Linked DNA regions of Homo sapiens: region 1 is linked to region 2. Evidence: chromatin loops called from intact Hi-C (ENCODE). Cell type or tissue: Calu3. All regions are shown on one strand. Links, peaks and the distances in the headings refer to the core of each region. The heading gives the core; the rest is flanking DNA. Region 1 overlaps CDKAL1 (CDKAL1 threonylcarbamoyladenosine tRNA methylthiotransferase). Region 2 overlaps CDKAL1 (CDKAL1 threonylcarbamoyladenosine tRNA methylthiotransferase).

Region 1 (9,880 bases), core at 1,455-9,454, 64 kb after region 2:
ACTGGAGGTACAAAGAGGAGCTGGTACCATTCCTTCTGAAACTATTCCAAACAACAGAAAAAGAAGGACTCCTCCCTAACTCATTTTATGAGGCCAGCATCATCCTGATACCAAAACCTGGCAGAGACACAACAAAAAAAGAAAATTTCAGACCAATATCCCTGATGAACATTGATGCAAAAATCCTCAATAAAATACTGGCAAACCAAAACCAGCAGCACATCAAAAAGCTTATCCACCACGATCAAGTCGGCTTCATCCCTGGGATGCAAGGCTGGTTCAACATACGCAAATCAATAGATGTAATCCATCACATAAACAGAACCAATGACAAAAAACACATGATTATCTCAATAGATGCAGAAAAGGCCTTCGATAAAATTCAACACCCCTTCATGCTAAAAACTCTCAATAAACTAGGTATTGATGGAACCTATCTCAAAATAATAAGAGCTACTTATGACAAATCCATAGCCAATACCAAACTGAATGGGCAAAAGCTGAGGCCAAACACAGCGGCTCACACCTGTAATCCCAGCACTTTGGGAAGCCGAGGCGGGTGGATCACACGGTCAGGAGTTCTAGACAGCCCATCCAACATGGTGAATCCCCATCTCTACTAAGGATACAAAAAATTAGCCAGGCATGGTGGCACATGCCTGTGATCCCAGCCACGTGGGAGGCTGAGGCAGGAGAATCGCTTGAACCCAGGAGGTGAAGGTTGCAGTGGGCCGAAATTGCACCATTGCACTCCAGCCTGGGCAACAGGGTGAGACTCTGTCTCAAAAAAAAAAAAAAAAAAGCTGGAAGCATTCCCTTTGAAAAACCACACAAGACAAGGATGCCCTCTCTCACCACTCCTATTCAACATAGTAACATAGTATTAGAAGTTCTGGCCAGGGCAATCAGCCAAGAGAAAGAAATAAAGGGTATTCGAATAGGAAGAGAGGAAGTCAAATTACCTCTGTTTGCAGATGACATGATTGTATATTCAGAAAACCCAAAAACTTCTTAATCTGATAAGCAACTTCAGCAAAGTCTCAGGATACAAAATCAATGTGCAAAAATCATAAGCATTCCTATACACCAATAACAGACAAACAGAAAGCCAAATCAGGAGTGAACTCCCATTCACAATTGCTACAAGGAGAATAAAATACCTAGGAATCCAACTTACAAGGGATGTAAAGGACCTCTTCAAGGAGAACTACAAACCGCTGCTCAAGGAAATAAGAGAGGACACAAACAAATGCAAAAACATTCCATGCTCATGGATAGGAAGAATCAATATCATGAAAATGGCCATACTATCCAAAGTAATTTATAGATTCAATGCTATCTCCATCAAGCTACCATTGACTTTCTTCACACAATTAGAAAAAACTACTTTAAATTTCATCTGGAACCAAAAAAGAGCCCGTATAGCCAAGACAAACCTAAGCAGAAGAACAAAGCTGGAGGCATCAGGCTACCTGACTTCAAACAATACTACAAGGCTACGGTAACCAAAACAGCATGGTACTGGTACCAAAACAGATATATAGACCAACGGAACAGAATAGAGGCCTCAGAAATAATGCCACACATCTACAACCATCTGATCTTTGACAAAGCTCACAAAAACAAGAAATGGGGAAAGGATTCCCTATTTAATAAATGGTGTCGGGAAAACTAGTTAGCCATATGCAAAAAACTGAAACTGGACCCCTAACAGAAACTGGACCCCTTCCTTACACCTTATAGAAAAATTAACTCAAGATGGATTAAAGACTTAAACGTAAGACCTAAAATCATAAAAACCCTAGAATAAAACCTAGGCAATACCATTCAGGACACAGGAATGGGCAAAGACTTCATGACTAAAACACCAAAAGCAATGACAACAAAAGCCAAAATAGACAAATGGGATCTAATTAAACTAAAGAGCTTCTGCACAGCAAAAGAAACTATCATCAGAGTGAACAGGCAACCTACAGAATGGGAGAAAATTTTTGCAATCTATCCATTTAACAAAGGGCTAATATCCAGAATCTACAAAGAACTTAAACAAATATACAAGAAAAAAATAACCCCATCAAAAAGTGGGCGAAGAATATGAACGGACACTTCTCAAAAGAAGACATTTATGTGGTCAACAAACATATGAAAAAAAGCTCATCATCACTGGTCATTGGAGAAATGCAAATCAAAACCACAATGAGATACCATCTCATGCCAGTTAGAATGGCGATCATTAAAAAGTCAGGAAACAACAGATGCCAGAGAGGATGTCGAGAAATAGGAACGCTTTTACACTGTTGATGGGAGTGTAAATTAGTTCAACCATTGTGGAGGACAGTGTGGCAATTCCTCAAGGATCTAGAACCAGAAATACCATTTGACCCAGCAACCCCATTACTCGGTATACACCCAAAGGATTATAAATCATTCTACAATAAAGACAGATGCACATGTATGTTTATTGCAGCACTTTTCACAATAGCAAAAACTAGGAACCAACCCAAATGCCCATCAATGATAGATTGGATAAAGAAAATGTGGCACATATACACCATGGAATACTATACAGCCATAAAAAGGATGAGTTCATGTCCTTTGCAGGGACATGGATGAAGCTGGAAACCATCATTCTCAGCAAACTAACACACGAACAGAAAACCAAACACTGCATGTTCTCACTCATAAGTGGGAGTTGAACAATGAGAACACATGGACACAGGGAGGGGAACATCACACACCGGGGGCTGTTGGGGAGTGGGGGGCTAGGAGAGGGATAGCATTAGGAGAAATACCTAATGTAGATGATGGGTTGATGGGTGCAGCAAACCACCGTGGCACGTGTATACCTATGTTTTGAACAAACCTGCACATTCTGCACATGTATCCCAGAACTTAAAGTATAATAAAATAAATAAAAAATAAAAACAAAAAAATAAAATTATGGTGCCCTTACTCTGTGCATAGTAGGTAATTTGCATATCTAGTCTAGAATCATCATGATGGCCTTATTAGATACAACATAATATAATCTTGTTTTTAAAGATGAAAAATGAGACTGAAAGTAAAGTAACCTGGGGACAGTCATATGACTATCAAATGAAAGAGCAAGAATTAAAACACAGTATTAACAACTGTTAATACTTCATTAATATTAGTACAATACAATAAGCAGCCTACTACTTATATGAGCACTTTTAAGTACCTTAAATATTTTCATTTAAATTCATTTACTACTTATAACTGTCATATGGAATAAGCACTATTATCCTCATTTTATAAATGAGAAAACTGGGGACAAAGAGATGGAACAGCTTTCTCAAAGTCACATGGCAAGCAAAGTGGCTCTTGGACTTACACAGCCTGGTGCCATCACCCAAATTCTTAACCCGTGCACTACCATTTCTCTAATCCTTAAAATAAAGCAATGCAATTTTAAAGTCAGTGTATAACTCTGTGAAACTTTAAACATAAATTTGGACATCATTTTTAGCACTTCACTGAATATGAGAAAAACTAATAATATAAGAAATTTCACTGAAATATGAGAAAAACTAATAATATGAGAAAAACTAATAAAATAATTACAAAAGTACTTTTAGTAGTATGTTCTTTTTCTGAATTCAATCCCACTGATGTGAAGGCCGTCCACTTTCCTAAAGAGCTGAAAGGCACGTAATGAATCATTTTCTAATCAAACAAGAAGTATTACAAGATCCTGGAACGTTCCCTGAGAATACCTACCAAAGGAAACTTGAGAAACAATATTATCAACTATAGAGTTAAAGAAACAGAAATTCTACTTACAAAGCTAAGCCTTTCAATTTCATTGGCTTTCAGCAAGACTAGCGATTGCATCTAAACTCAAACAGGAAGCAATCTGACACTTTCTTCTCAGAACGTGCAGAACATGTGTGTGTAATGTCAAATACAAAATAAAAAGGAAGTAACTAACTGCTTTTTACTAGTGTTTTTACTAACACTGAAGTAAAAACAAGATTAATATGCAAGATTAGTATTTTTTTGTCATTAGTATCTTTTTCTTTACTAGTATCTTTAGTATTTTAATGGTTCTAATCAATGATATCAATGATATCTAGCCTCAACATTCATAATATGTGAATCTGATAACAAAAGGCAAATAAAATTTCTCTGTGTGGCTGCAGATGTTCACGGAGACAGAAAGACCACCAATAATTTCACACAGGACTACATGAATGAAAAATAAGCAAGATATCTCCTTTTTGTAGTGATATTTTTAAATCACCTGAACCAAGACTGTTTGATTCACATAAAACCATAAATGAAAATATTATAAGATTTCAAACTTTCCATTTTATAAAATAAACAAGTATATAATCCTATAAAACAGAAATGGATGGTAGCTAGGCTGGAGACATATTGATTAATTTGAGCTTTCCAGTCTACTCTAAGAAAATAACACATTTTTAGGACTGTAATATCTACAACAGAAACAGCATTAAAATGTAAAATAGATGAGATTATTTTAAAAGGAGGTCTCTAGCTCATTAACTTACTAGAGAAACAGAGTTCGAAAATGATAAAGTTTGAAAGTATAATTTTACTAATGTTGCCTCTTAACTTTTGAAAGACTGCCAAGGATACCTAAGCAAAAAGGAAAAAGATTAATTAAAAAAATCCACCTTAGAGCTACCGAACGTAGGAGTGCTAGAGGGAAAACCTGAAATAGAAAGAAAACTTCAAAGAGATTCTGTAATCGAAGATGCCTTATTCTTGACTGCCTCATCTCAGAGATTAAAGAAGATTTTTAAAGCTGTTCCATGGACATAGAGATCAAACATTTATAAATGTTTATAATTTTACAAGTCCTAAATTCAAAGGTGGGCTCAAAGAAATGAGTAGCGTAGGCTGCTAGAAACAAAGATGAATTTTTGGGTGAGGGAGTCATGTAGAAGGTAGCTTTGAAGAATATACTCTTTGGGTTATAGAGAAGGAAGAGTATTTTTGAAAAGTTCACTCAACATTGAGAACACCTAAATGAACCACAATAAAATGCTAGGGAAAGGGAATCAAGGATCAGCCTTAATTATCTCTACTGGATATTAACAAGTATTAAACCCATCAAATATTCCCACAGCAACAATTTTTTGTTTGGTTGGTTTTTGTGGTGTTTTTGTTTTATTTTGTTTTGTTTTGAGGCAGGGTCTTGCTCTGTCGCCCAGGCTGGAGTGCAGTGGCATGATCTTGCCTCACAGCAACTTCCACCTCCCAGGCTTCAAGCCATCCTCCCACTCAACCTCCTTAGCAGCTGGGACCATAGGTGCATGCCACCATGCCTGGCTAAATTTTTATATTTTTCATAGAAACAGGGTCTCGCTATGTTGCCCAGGCTGGTCTCGAACTCCTGGGCTCAAGCAATCTGCCCAACTTAACCTCCCAAAGTGCTGGGATTACAAGCATGAGCCACAGTACCCAACTTCTGGGGGTTTTTTTTGGTTTTTGGTTCTGGTGTATTGAGTTGGTTTTTTGAGGGGGGCGGTTTGTTTGTTTGTTTGTTTTCAGACAGGGTCTCACTCTGTTGCCCAGGCTGGAGTACAGTGGCATGATCATGGCTCACTGCAGCCTCAAAATCTGGGGCTCAAGAAATCCTGCCATCTCAGCCTCCAGAGTAGCTGGGACTACAGGTGGGCACCACCACACCCAGCTAATTTTTTAATTTTTTGTAAGGATAGGGTCTCACTACGCTGCCCACGCTGGTGGCAAACTCCTGGGCTAAAGCGATCCTCCCACCTCAGCCTCTCAAAGTGCTGGGATTACAAGCATGAGCCACCATGCCCAGCCCACAGCATCTGTTTTGTAGCAGTTCAAGATTATCATATAAACCTAACTAGATCTTCTCTTGTAAAGTGAAAATTTCAACAATTCAGATTCTTGGTTTGTAGATAATTTATAAGTTTTATTATCTGTTAGCTTCGAACTCTCATCCCCTAAAATGAAAAGAAGGAGGCCAGGCGTGGTAGCTCATGCCTGTAATCCCAGCACTTTGGGAGGCTGCGGCAGGTGGATCACCTGAGGTCAGGAGTTCGAGATCAGCTTGGCCAAAATGGCAAAACCGCGTCTCTACTAAAAATACAAAAATTAGCGGGGCGTGGTGGCACGCGCCTGTAATCTCAGCTACTCAGGAGGCTGGGGCAAGAGAATCACTTGAACCCGGGAGGTAGAGGATGCAGTGAGCCGAGATCTTGCCATTGCCCTCCAGCCTGGGCAAAAAGAGCAAAACTCCGTCTCAAAAAAAAAAAAAAAAAAAAAAAAACACCTGGAGGAAGAACATTCCAGGCATGAGGGAATAGCAAGTGCAAGCATATGCTTGGTATATTCAAAGAAGAGCAAGAAAATGAGGGCGGCAGTGGTAGCAGGAGATGAAGTCAAGAGAAGTAGAAAAGGTGTTCACTTCATCTGGCCTTTGTAAACCTCAGAACATGATATAAATCTTGGCTTCCACTCATGTGGATATTTACATTTAAATCAATTAAAATAAAATTTAAAATTCAGTGCCTCAGTTGCACTAGCCGGATCTGAAGTACTTAACAGACACATGGCCAGTGGCTACCATATTAGCACAGATTAGAGCACTTCCTTTTTTTATGTTTGTTTTGAGATAGAGTTTCACTCGTCACCCAGGCCGGAGTGCAGTGGCGTGATCTCGGCTCACTGCAACCTCCGCCTCCCAGGTTCAAGTGATTCTCCTGCCTCAGCCTCTCAAGTAGCTGGGATTATAGGCACTGGCCACCAAGCCTGGCTAATTTTTGTATTTTTAGTAGAGATGGGGTTTCACCACATTGGCCAGGCTGTTCTCGAACTCCTGACCTCAGGTGATCCACCCACCTTGGCCTCCCAAAGTGCTGGGATTACATGAGTGAGCCACCCTGTGCCTGGCCGAGCACTTCCATTTTTGCAGAAAGTTGTACTAGACAGCATTGTGAATTTTGAGCAGAAAAGTAAAATAATCTGACTTAGGTTTCGAAGAATCTCTGATCACTGTGTGGAAAACAGATGGTTGAGGGAAAAGCTAGGAGATAAAACAGGTAACTATTATAATCCAGGCAAGATGATGCTGGCTTAGACCACAGTGGTAGCCTAAGTGAAGGTGATAAAAATGATAGGATTATGGATATGCTTAAAGGTAGAGCCAGCAGGATTTGCTGATAGACTCAGTGTGTGATGTGGAAACAAGTAGTTATCCTTGACTCCAAAGTCTTTGGCTCAAGCAACTGAAAAGACTCAGAATCCTTTTACTGAGATATGAAGAACATGGAGCAACAGATTTGTGGGGGAGATTAGTAGTTTTGGACATGGTAAATAGACATGCCTTTTAAAGATCCAAATTCAGATGATATGTAAGCAGAGAGCCCAGGGTTCCAAAAAAAAAAGCATCAGCATAGAGAAAGTACCTAAAAGCTATGGGACTCTATAAAAACCCAAATAAGTGAGTATAGGTGGAAAAGTAAAACAAAGTGCCTTGGGGATGCTCCAACATTTCGGTATGATAAGAAGGAACCAGCAAAGATGACTGAAGGGGCAGCCAGTGAAATAGGAAGAGAACCAATAAGCAAGGGGGAGTAGTGTCCAGAAGGCCACAGTATTTCCAGAAGGAAAGAGTGAAAAGCTGTGGCAAATGCTAACAAACAAAGACTATATAAGATAAGGACTGAGAAGTGGCATTTGCATTTGGCCAAGCAAAGGTCATTGGTGAACTTGATGAGAGCACTTTCAAGTAAAAGGGCCTCCGTAGAGTGAACTAGAAACAGAAAGAGAAGCAGCAGGTCCTTCCAAGGAATTTTGCTATTACAGAGAAAGAAAAAAATGGAATAGTTGGAGAGGAAGAACGTGGTATCAGGAAGTTGGAGAGTAAGAATGTGGTGTCAAAAAACAAGATTATCGGCCGGGCGCAGTGGCTCACGCCTGTAATCCCAGCACTTTGGGAGGCCAAGGCGGGCGGATCACGAGGTCAGGAGATCGAGACCATCCTGGCTAACACGGTGAAACCCCATCTCTACTAAAAATAAAAAAAAATTAGCATGGTGGTGGGCGCCTGTAGTCCCAGCTACTGGGGAGGCTGAGGCAGGAGAATGGTGTGAACCCGGGAGGCGGAGCTTGCAGTGAGCCGAGATCATGTCACTGCACTCCAGCATGGGCGACAGAGCGAGACTCCGTCTCAAAAAAAAAAAAAAAAAGAAACAAGATTAGCTTAAGGTAGGATATATCACAGAATGTTTGATGATAGGAATGATCCAGCAAAGAAGGAAAATGATCCAACAGAGAAAGCAGAAAACTGCAGGAGCAATGACCTTGGCGGGGGAGACAGGATGAGTATACAAGTAACGGAGCTGGCCTCAGATGAGAGCACGTTATCAAAAGCAACAGAGGGACCTCAGAGTCTACATGAAATAAATTCACTCCAGCAGGTAGATTTGGTGCGGGGAAAAGTGGTATTCTCATCCGGCAGGTCTAAATAACTATGCACCTCACCAGAGTCACAGTTTTTCAGAGGAATGGGCTGTTTGTCATCTTTGGGTTCCTAGCACTAACAAGCTAGCTAAGTGAAGTTATTCAAAAGTTCTATTGAACAAATACATTCTTAGAACTACCTAACTACCCAGGGACCTCAGCTTAAGCCTTAACTCACCAAGGACTCACCAGTCAGTTCTCAATTGTGAACACTCAGCATTATAGAGAAGAAAAGGGATCACAGTTATGACCAACCACATCCCACCTTCCTTCCTCTCCCCACACTGGACTGCTCACGGATGGGGCAGGAGGGTTGTGTGCATTTCCAGCCTGCATGTACAGAAAGCACTTCCTGTCTAATATCCCAAAATGGTGACTACTCACTCCTATTTTAACTCACCTCTCAGACACTGCCCTGCTTTCTCAGAACACACTGACCAGGGCTGCTCTTTCTTAGAGCCCCCTTGCCTTTAAGCACACTGTAGAGTACCCTATCCACTGTGATCAAACCGGACTCCTGTGTGAGACTCCCTCCTAGGCCCCCAGACTTACAGACACCACAGACCCCTATTTACAAAAAGCCTTAAGAATCTGAACAGGTATTAAAATAAGAATGAGATTAGGAACTAAACATATAAAATGTAATTCAATTTCCTAAGCCCCTTCCTAAGAGTAAGGATATTGAAAACAAATCAAATGTGAAATATGAGTAGTAATGTTAAAAAAAAAAAAAAAAAGGAAACCAGCAGAATATTGCCAGCATAGCTGACATTCATTAAAGGGGCAAATCCAGATCCTGTAATCTGAATTACATCTGGTCTGTTTCCTATACTTACTTTCCTGACTTAAAATATTTTTAATAAAATAAATTTATGCTTATTAAATCTGCTGAAACTCGACAGATTAAAGATATCTTGAATCTCAAAAATTTTGTAAGTAGCAAAAATTGTTGAGAGGAGTGATTCTCTGCAAGAGCAGACTGAAACTAGTGGGGGGGGGCGCTTTTACTAACAAAAGTGTCTGATGAGATAAGATAATGCAATACATCTATTATATCTATTGTAACAATACCATTCATACTCCTATAGCTAAGACTCTTAGCATTTCCATTATAAAAACCTGTTTTTCAACTCTGCCACCTGCCATCCATTAAAAAAAAAAATAGTTCTCTCACAGCATTCAAGTGTTGATCCTGGAAACGTTCTACCACCACTCCCACTAAATGTTTTTGTTCCGTAGATTATCATGCAAATATTTCAAGTGTGTATTTTGTCTTTCCACATTGCACCAGTCTGATTCAAATATTAAGGTTTTCATCTGCAAGCCAAGATCACAGGAACATTCATTCCAGAAATACATCAATATGTACTGAAAGTCAATTTGGTAGAATCTT
Region 2 (9,880 bases), core at 373-8,372:
ACAATATTAAATTTGTGTTTCTAGTGTTGACCTCTTTGATATCTGCCTCAATTCTGCAACCACTTACTTGACATCTTTATCTAGGAAGCACAGTAATAAAATGGTTAAATGCACAGACTCTAGTCAGACTGCCTCGGTTAAAATCCCACTTCTACCATTTATGAACTGAACAGCAGCCTTAGAGACCTTCATCTGTAAAACAGATGCTGCTTCACCTATAAAACAGGAATACAAATGGAATCTACAACTCATTGATAGGCTGCAAGAATTAAGCTAGATAATATCTAATTCATCTAAAGCACTTAGAACACTGCCCGTCACATAGAAGACACTCAATAAAGCTCAAGTATATTCATTATCTTATTAAAATATTTATCTGTAACTTCAAATACAGCACATTCAAAACCAAAACATGTCATCTCTTAATAACTCCCTTCCTAGAATTCCTCACTTCATTCTAGCCAGAGACCTTAGAGTCATCTTGGACAACGTGGAATGTGTAAAGCAGCGGTCCCCCCAACATTTTTGGCACCAAGAACCGGCTTCATGGAAGATAATTTTTCCACAGACCGGGGGTGGGAGGTGTGGTGTTGGGGTGAAACTGTTCCACCTCAGGTCACCAAGCATTAGTTTAGATTCTTATAAGGAGCGCACAACCTAGATCCCTCACATGTACAGTTCACAATAGGATGTGTGCTCCTGTAAGAATCTAATGCTGCTGCTGATCTAATAGCAGGCAGACCTCAGGCAGTAATGCTTGCTCGCCTACCACTCACTTCCTGCTGTGCAGCCAGTTCCTAACAGGCCACAGACGAGTACACGTCTACAGCCCAGGGGTTGGAGACCCCTGATGTAAAGAATTCTTCCATCTCAAGTCAATGTATTCCTTCCAATTCTGAACACCTCCACTTTAGATGAGATCCTCTGTACCTGGACTACAACCACTCTGTCCTCACTGGACTCCTGATCTATACTCTTCCTTACACACAACCATCCTTCACATTGCTACTACAACTAAGTCCCTGACCAAGGCAGTAAAAACAGAAAACAAAAAATTTTTAAAGTTTACCATTTAAAGTAGTATAAAAATATAAAGTACATACTGTGCAGGCAAAAGAAGAAAGAATAAGTTTATTTTCTTAACGCACTGGAATAATTCAATATCTACATTGGGAGAAAAAAGTCTAAAAGATGCACAAGAGCTATAGAAAGAAAAGAATCAATCCTTAAAAAGTCAGGATAGAAGAGTTGGATAACTCAAAATTGTGAAGATTCAATTCTCCCCAAAATCATCTAAAAATTAAATGTAATCACAAACACACAACAGTATTCCTTGTTCAACTTAAAAACAGATACACTCTTAAAGAAGAACAAAAAGGTACTAGCACTATCAAATAGGTAGCCTTAATGTAACTCTGTACTACTTATGACTATGTAGAACAAGAACCAGAATAAAGAAATAGATCAAAGGAATGAAATAGAGGACCCAGAACAGATTCAAACATCTATGGACACTCAACATATGAGAGGGTGGGCAATGCACAGATAAAAGAAGAAAGAATAGAACTTAAATAAATAAATGATACTGAAACAATTGGTTATCTACAGAGAAAGACATAAAATTGGACCCCTTCTGATACCATAATAAAAAATAATAACAGTCAACTCTAGATGAATTATAGACCTAAATGTAAAAGGTAAAACCATGAAACTTTTAGAAGAAAATATAGGAAAATATCTTAATAGCTTCAGAGTAAGAAAAGACTTCTTAAACAATAAGAACACAGACCAAAAAGAACGGATTAATAAACTTTAAACCAGAATTTATCTTCATCAAAAGATACCACAAAAGAAAATGAAAAGATAAGCCACAATTGGGAGAAGATATTTGCAACGTGTATAATATCTAAGGATTAGGATATGTAAGACACATAATATATGGCCACAAATAAATGATTAAAATGAAAAAAAAAAACCAGAAAAATAGACAAATGACCTGAGAAGCCATTTTACCAAAAAAGTAAAATCCAAATAGCCAATAGATCTATTTTAAAAAGCCCAAACTCATTAATGATCACAGAAATGCAACAAAGGCCGGGCACAGTGGCTCACGCCTGTAATCCCAGTACTTTGGGAGGCCGAGGCAGGTGGATCACTTGAGGTCAGAAGTTCGAGATCAGCCTGGCCAACACAGTGAAACCACATCTCTACTAAAAATACAAAAAACTGACTAGGCGCGGTGGCTCATGCCTGTAATCCCAACACTTTGGGAGGCCAAGGTGGGTGGATCACTTGAAGTCAGAAGTTCAAGACCAGCCTGGCCAACACGGTGAAACCGCATCTCTACTAAAAATATAAAAAATTGACTAGGCGCAGTGGCTCACGTCTGTAATCCCAGCACTTTGGGAGGCCGAGGCAGGCGGATCACGAGGTCAGGAGATTGAGATCATCCTGGCCAACATGGTGAAACTCCATCTCTACTAAAAACAAAAATTAGCTGGGTGTGGTGGTGCACGCCTGTAATCCCACCTACTCGAGAGGCTGAGGCAGGAGAATCACTTGAACCCGGGAGTTGGAGGTTGTAGCGAGACAAGATTGCCCCACTGCACTCCAGGCTGGTGACAGAGTGAGACTCCCTCTCAAAAAAAAAAAAAAATTAGCCGGGTGTGGTGGCGCCCGCCTGTGATCCCAGGTACCCGGGAGGCTGAGGCAGGAGAATCCTTTGAACACGAGAGGCAGAGGTTGCAGTGAGCCGAGATCCTGCCACTGCACTTCAGCCTGGGCGACAGGGTGAGAGCCTGTCTCAAGAAAAGAAAAAAAGGAAATGTAAATTAAAACCAAAACGAAATACCATCATCACCAACAGACTTGCAAAAACTTAAGTCTGGCCATATCAAGTGCTGACAAAAATGGAAAACAACAAATGCACACATCCATTACTGGTGAGAATGCACACTACTACATCCATTCGTGAAAAGAAATTGGCGTTACCTAATAAAGTTTGAATGTACACAGATATGTTACCCAGTAACTCAACTCCCAGGTTCATATTCTAGAATAATTCTTACACATGTGCACCGGAAAACATGTTTAAAATAGTCATAGCAGGAATGTCCATGAAAGCAAAACACTGGGAAAAATTCAAAACTCTATTAATAATAAAATGAATAAATTGTAGCAAATTCTATGAATTTACACCCATTAACATGAATAAATCTCAAAGCGTAATGCTGAGAAAAAGATGTAAATCTCAGAAGAACACAAACAGTATAAGTTCAACAGATAAAGTTCAAAATACGGCTAAACAAGACAACACACTGTTTAAAGACATACTTAATAGATGATACATTAACTAATAAAAGTAAGGAAATGACTCACAAAAGTCAAGATAAAGGTTACTTCTTGGGAGTTATGATTGAAAACACGGCAGTTTCTACGGTCTTGACAATGTTATACTTCTTACACTGGGTGGCAGATGTTTAAGTGTTTATTATTATTTAAACTGTATGTGTTTTATAAACGCTAATGTATGTTTAATATATTTCACAATAAAACCAATAAAGGGGAAAAAGAATGAGTATAAGAATGAAATTAAGAAGAGAAGAATTTTTAAAAGTCTGGCTGGGAAGGCAAGAAAAAATGTAGGACAATAGCTAACAGGGGCACAGGGGGCCGATTAGACCCAGGTATGTTTAAATACCAATGAAAAGGTTCCAGGGGAGTTGGAGAGGTTGGAAATATGGAATGAGGAAATAATTTCTAGAAGAAGGTTTCTAAGAAGATCCATGGAGATAAGATTCAGAGAAAATGTGAAAAAAGGATACTTCTTCCACGTTAACTTGAGGGAACAAAGAAAGAAGCAAGGACTTAATATGCCCACCTCCCTTCAACAAAGTGCAATTCCGTTGAAAGCCAGGTACTGCAGCACTTAGAACAGTGCTAATGGGCAGGGAAAAGAGGCAAGGACTGTGTCAGGCAACTTCACAAAGTATGCATTGATTCTCCGAGAAGAACACATAGTTAACACTTAACAAATACTCAAAAATCACCTATTAGCTAACTTCACAAATACTGAAATTACTTATTAGAAAAGTTCCCATTAAAGTATTACTCTTAAGGAGATAGACACACAAAAAACCCTTCAAAAAGCCATCCTCCTGAAACTACTCCAAACAACTGAAAACAAGGGATTTCTTCCTAACTCATTTTATGAGGCCAGCATCATCCTGATACCAAAACCTGGCAGAGATACAACAAAAAAAGAAAACTTCAGGTCAATATCCATGATGAACATCAATGCAAAAATCCTCAATAAAATACTGGGCAAACCGAATCCAGCAGCACATCAAAAAGCTTATCCACCATGATCAAGTGGGCTTCATCCCTGGATGCGAGGCTGGTTCAACATATGTAAATCAATAAACATAATTCATCACATAAACAGAACTAAAGACAAAAACCACATGATTTTCTCAATACAGAAAAGGTCTTCAATAAAATTCAACATCCCTTCATGTTAAAAACTCTCAATAAACTAAGTATTGATGGAACAGACCTCAAAATAATAAGGGCCATTTATGACAAACCCACAGCCCATATCATACTGAATGAGCAAAAGCTGGAAGCATTCCCTTTGAAAACGGGCACAAGACAAGGATGCCCTCTCTCACCACTCCTATTCAACACAGCATTGGAAGTTCTGGCCAGGGCAATCAGGCAAGAGAAAAAAATAAAGCGTATTCAAATAGAAAGAGAGGAAGTCAAACTGTCTCTGTTTGCAGATGACATGATCCTATTCCTAGAAAACCCCATCGTCTCAGCCCAAAAACTTCTTAACCTAATAAGCAACTTCAGTAAACTCTCAGGATATAAAATCAATGTGCAAAAATCACAAGCATTCCTATACAGCAACAATAGACAAACTGAGAGCCAAATCATGAATGAACTCCCATTTACAATTGCCACAAAAAGAATAAAATACCTAGGAAAACAGCTAACAAGGGAAGTGAAGGACCTCTTCGAGGAGAACTACAAACCACTGCCCAAGGAAATAAGAGAGGAAACAAACAAATGGTAAAACATTCCATGCTCATGGATAGGAAGAATCAATATCATGAAAATGGCCATACTGCCCAAAGTAATTTGTAGATTCAATACTATTCCCATTAAACTACCATTGACATTCTTCATAGAATTAGAAAAAAAAACTTTAAAATTCATATGAAACCAAAAAAGAGCCCATATAGCCAAGACAATCCTAAGAAAAAAGAACAAAACTAGGGGCATCGCGCTACCCAACTTCAAACTATACTACAAGGCTACAGTAACCAAAACTTCATAGGACTGGTGTAAAAACAGATACATAGACCAAGGAAACAGAATAGAGAACTCAGAAATAAGACCGCACATCTACAACCATCTGATCTTCAACAAACCTGACAAAAACAAGCAATGGGGAGAGGATTCCCTACTTGATAAATGGTGCTGGGAAAACTGGCTAGCCTTGTGCAGAAAACTGAAACTGGACCCCTTCCTTATACCTTATACAAAAATTAACTCAAGATGGATTAAAGACTTAAATGTAAAGCCCAAAACTTCAAAAACCCAAGAAGAAAACCTAGGCAATACCATTCAGGACATAGGCACAGGCAAAGATTTCATGATGAAAACATCAAAAGCAATTTCGACAAAAGCAAAAATTGACAAATGGAATCTAATTAAAGAGCTTCTGCATAGCAAAAGAAACTATCATCAGAGTGAACAGACAACCTATAGAATGGGAGAAAATTTTTGCAATCTATCCACATAACAAAGGTCTGATATCCAGAATCTATAAGGAATGTAAACAGATATATAGGAAAAAAAACAAACAACCCCATTAAAAAGTGGGCAAAGCACATGGACACTTCTCAAAAGACATTTATGCAGCAAAAAAACATATGAAAAAAAGTTCAACATCTCTGATCATTAGAGAAATGCAAGCCAAAACCACAATGAGGTACCATTTCACGCCAGTCAGAATGGCGATTATTAAAAGTCAACAAACAACAGATGCTGGCGAGGCTGTGGATAAATAGGAACACTTTTACACTGTTGGTGGGAATGTAAATTAATTAAACCATTGTGGAAGACAGTGTGGCGATTTCTCAAAGACCTAGAACCAGAAAGGCCATTTGATCCAGCAATGCCATTACTGGGTATATCCCCGAAGGAACATAAATCATTCTATTAAAAAGATACATGCACACATATGTTCATTGCAGCACTATTCACAATAGCAAAGACATGGAATCAACCCAAATTCCCATCAATGACAGACTAAAGAAATTGTGGTGCATATACACCATGGAATACTATGCAGCCATAAAAAGAAATGAGATCACATCCTTTGCAAGCACACAGATGGAGCTGGAAGCCGTCATCCGCACCAAACTAATACAGGAACAGAAAAACAAACACTGCATGTTCTCACTTACAAGTGGGAGCTGAACAATGAGAACACATGGACACAGGGAGGGGAACAACATACAGTTGGGCCTGTTAGGGGGTGGGGGAAGGGAGAGCATCAGGATAAATAGCTAATGCATATAGGGCTTAATACCTAGGTGATGGGTTGATAGGTGCAGCAAACCATCATGGCACATGTTTGCCTATGTAACAAACTTGCACATCCTGTACATGTACCCCAGAACTTAAAGTAAATTTAATTTAAAAATAAAAAATAAAAAAAGCATCATTCTGTATCAGACAAATTCAAAATAGTATAATCTTAAAAGTCCAACTCATACTTTTTTAATATAAACTAAATATCTATATTGACATTTTTAAAAAGCTAATCTTTTGGTATCAATTCTTACTTTGATTATACAAAATAGGAAAAAATCAATTTCTACTTACTTAATTGAGTTTCTAAAGTGGTCTTCAGCTGGGTTTTTTACAGTGCAACTGTTCAGGAGCCATAAATCTGCATCGGATGCATTTTCTATTAAAAAAATGAACACAAAAAAGAAGTAAGTAGCACACTTAATCATTCAAAAATATCCAGTGGCACTGGGATTGCTGCGGTAGGGGAGAGAAAAACAGTGGAGTAAAATGAACAGGCAATTACAACACAGTAGAAAATTGCTAGAACATGGAAATATTTGTGAACAATAAATATAAAAATGTGTAATCTATGCTATATCTTTTCACTTAAAATGTAATGATAAGCATTCTCTTCCTTTACTTTCAATGCTTGACAGTACTATCTAATAATTTCCACAAACTAAAGTGAAACTTGCCCTAATCTTAACTCTGAGTATCAAATCAATTTCACCTTTGTGGATTATGTGTTAAGCTTTTTCAGGCACAGAGTGTACACTGAATATTCTTCAGCTTGAGAAATTCTTAAAAACCTAACTTGTCTGCCTTAAAAATTAATGATTTACCTCAAAGTGGGCCTTTTATTCCTATCACCATTTTGATTAAATATTGTTATATACTATAATAAACTCACTGGCAATGCAACAAATAATCCAAACCCATCATATTTATTATATGAATTTTTAATACCTAAAGTTGCTACTATTCCACCTGCCTCTTGCATACTTCAGTTGCCTGAAAGGATCTTATATATTAAAATAGGATTACCATAAAGAAAGGAAAACCAAAATTGAAAACTGCAGCACCTTCAACAGTATCTGTATAAGAACAGAAGCTAAGATCAAATGACATGAACTAAGAGAACATACAGATGTCTATGTGTAGATTCTCCACCTAGGAAGAAAGATTCAAATAAGAGCACTAGGTGGGAGGACTGGTAAGCACATCAGAGTTTCTGGTAACTTGGCACACACGCCAAAAAATTCTACCGGGCGCAGTGGCTCACTCCCGTAATCCCAGCACTTTGGGAGGCTGTGGAGGGTGGATCATGAGGTCCGTAGTTCAAGACCAGTTGGGCCAAGATGGTGAAACCCGGTCTCTACTAAAAATACAAAAATTAGCCGGGTGTGGTGGCGGGCATGCCTGTACTCTCAGCTATTCAGGAGGCTGAGGCAGAGAATTGCTTGAACCCGGGAGGCAGAGGTTGCAGTGAGCCGAGATCATTATGCCACTGCATTCCAGCCTGTGCGATGGAGCAAGACTCCATCTAAAAAAAAAAAAAAAATTCCCCCAGTATTTTATTATAAACATGGCAAAAAAAAATATTTTTTTTTTTTTTGAGACAGAGTCTCGCTCTGTCACCCAGGCTGGAGTGCAGTGGCATGATCTCCGCTCACTGCAACCTCCGTCTCCTGGGTTCACGACATTCTCCTGCCTCAGCCTCCTGAGTAGCTGGGATTACAGGCGCCCACCACCATGCCCAGCTAAAAAAAAAAAATGTTGAAACAATGAAAGGCATGGAAACTACTTACACTATTTATCAGCTGAATACTATGATCCTTGCTAACCTGACTCATTTCTTGCATTCATTTCCTCTACCCCCAGACCATAGTCTAATTTGCCACCCAGCAGCCAGAGTGCCTTATATAAAACATAAATCAATTATGTCACTTCCCTACTCAACTCAGAAAAGATTATTCACCTACCTCCTGTTAGTATCCTCCAAATTATTCCCAATGCCACCTGAGTGATATTCCTCTACTATCAATCTGATCCTAGTACTCTTTCTTCTCTGAATTCCTATAACAGACTGTGTGTAGACAATTCTTGTACACTGAAAATCATTCATTTTTTGGCCTGTCTTTACTACTATTTAAGAGATACTGAATACATTTTTATCTGCTGCTCCTTGAACGTTCAAATCCCAACAGAGTGATGGGCACAGAGTAGACATTCAAATTGTCACGGCACACTAAACAATATGCAAGTAGGTAAAGGGTGAGGGGAGGATGACAGAGGGGCAATGTGTGGGACCACATGCATATGGCGCTTCTCCAATCTCCTAAAGCTTGGAAGGCCATAGTGATCGTTAGAAATGAGCTTCAAGAAACAAGCTTCACTGTTGTATTTAACAAAGATTTAGGACTGAGACTCACACCTTACTCGTAACTATATCCCCAGCACTTATTACAGGGCCTGCTACATGGGAGATACTCCTTAAATATTTGCTGAATGAATGTTGAATTTCAAATGACAAAGCAATACTATGAGAACCATATTATGCAGACAAGAAAATGTCACAGATGTCTGCTAGCTAATGATAAAAAAAAACTAGCAATTGTTAGTTTATTTCAAAACAAATAAATAAGGGCCGGGTGCAGGTGCTCACGCCTGTAATCCCGGCACTTTGGGAGGCCGAGGCGGGTGGATCACCTGAGGTTAGGAGTTCGAGACCAGCCTGGCCAACATGATGAAACCCCATCTCTACTAATAATACAAAAAATTAGCCGGGCGTGGGGGCGGGCACCTGTAATCCCAGCTACTCAGGAGGCTGAGGCAGAAGAATTGCTTGAACTCAGGAGGTGGAGGTTGCAGTAAGCCGAGATCGTGCCACCATACTCCAGCCTGGGCAACAAGAGCAAAACTCTGTCTCAAAATAAATAAATAATCCTAATGACAGATAATCCTAATCCATCTGAACTATCTGTATCAGATGCCAGCTTTATATCCTGGCACATTCTTCTACCCAGTCATTTTCAAGTCACTAGATAACTCTTACCATAGGACCCCTCAAGAAGTATGACAATGAATAAATAATGCAAATTATTGTACTTTGGAATTTTGCCAACATTGGTTTCAAAATAAAGGGAAAACATGTGTTGCATAATGACATTTCAGTCAACGATGGACCACATATATGACAGTTGATACACAAGAGTATAATGGAGCTTAAAAATTCCTATCACTTAGTATTTACTATAGAATACTTTTCATCACTATTTTAATGTACTCCTTCTAC

The links. Peaks named below come from ENCODE experiments on the same cell type or tissue, not always from the same donor. Only the 100,000 strongest peaks of a DNase experiment are listed, where the experiment ranks them.
Region 1: it touches region 2 in a loop (2.0-fold over the local background); 2 of 110 quality-filtered maps call a loop at or near these places.

The regions. Positions count from the first base shown.
Region 1 is chr6:20,583,391-20,593,270 of GRCh38, reverse strand. All of the region lies in intron 4 of CDKAL1 (CDKAL1 threonylcarbamoyladenosine tRNA methylthiotransferase), which reads right to left. Among named protein-coding and RNA genes, the nearest start is that of CDKAL1, 54 kb to the right of the region's middle. RefSeq lists a silencer at 6,486-6,686. In Calu3, for the core only: no CTCF peak of the experiment used is centred there; no DNase peak of the experiment used is centred there.
Region 2 is chr6:20,646,395-20,656,274 of GRCh38, reverse strand. CDKAL1 (CDKAL1 threonylcarbamoyladenosine tRNA methylthiotransferase) reads right to left here. Exons shown (of 16, transcript NM_017774.3): 5 at 6,898-6,982. Among named protein-coding and RNA genes, the nearest start is that of CDKAL1, 120 kb to the right of the region's middle. In Calu3, for the core only: no CTCF peak of the experiment used is centred there; DNase peaks (open chromatin) are centred at 3,670 and 3,924.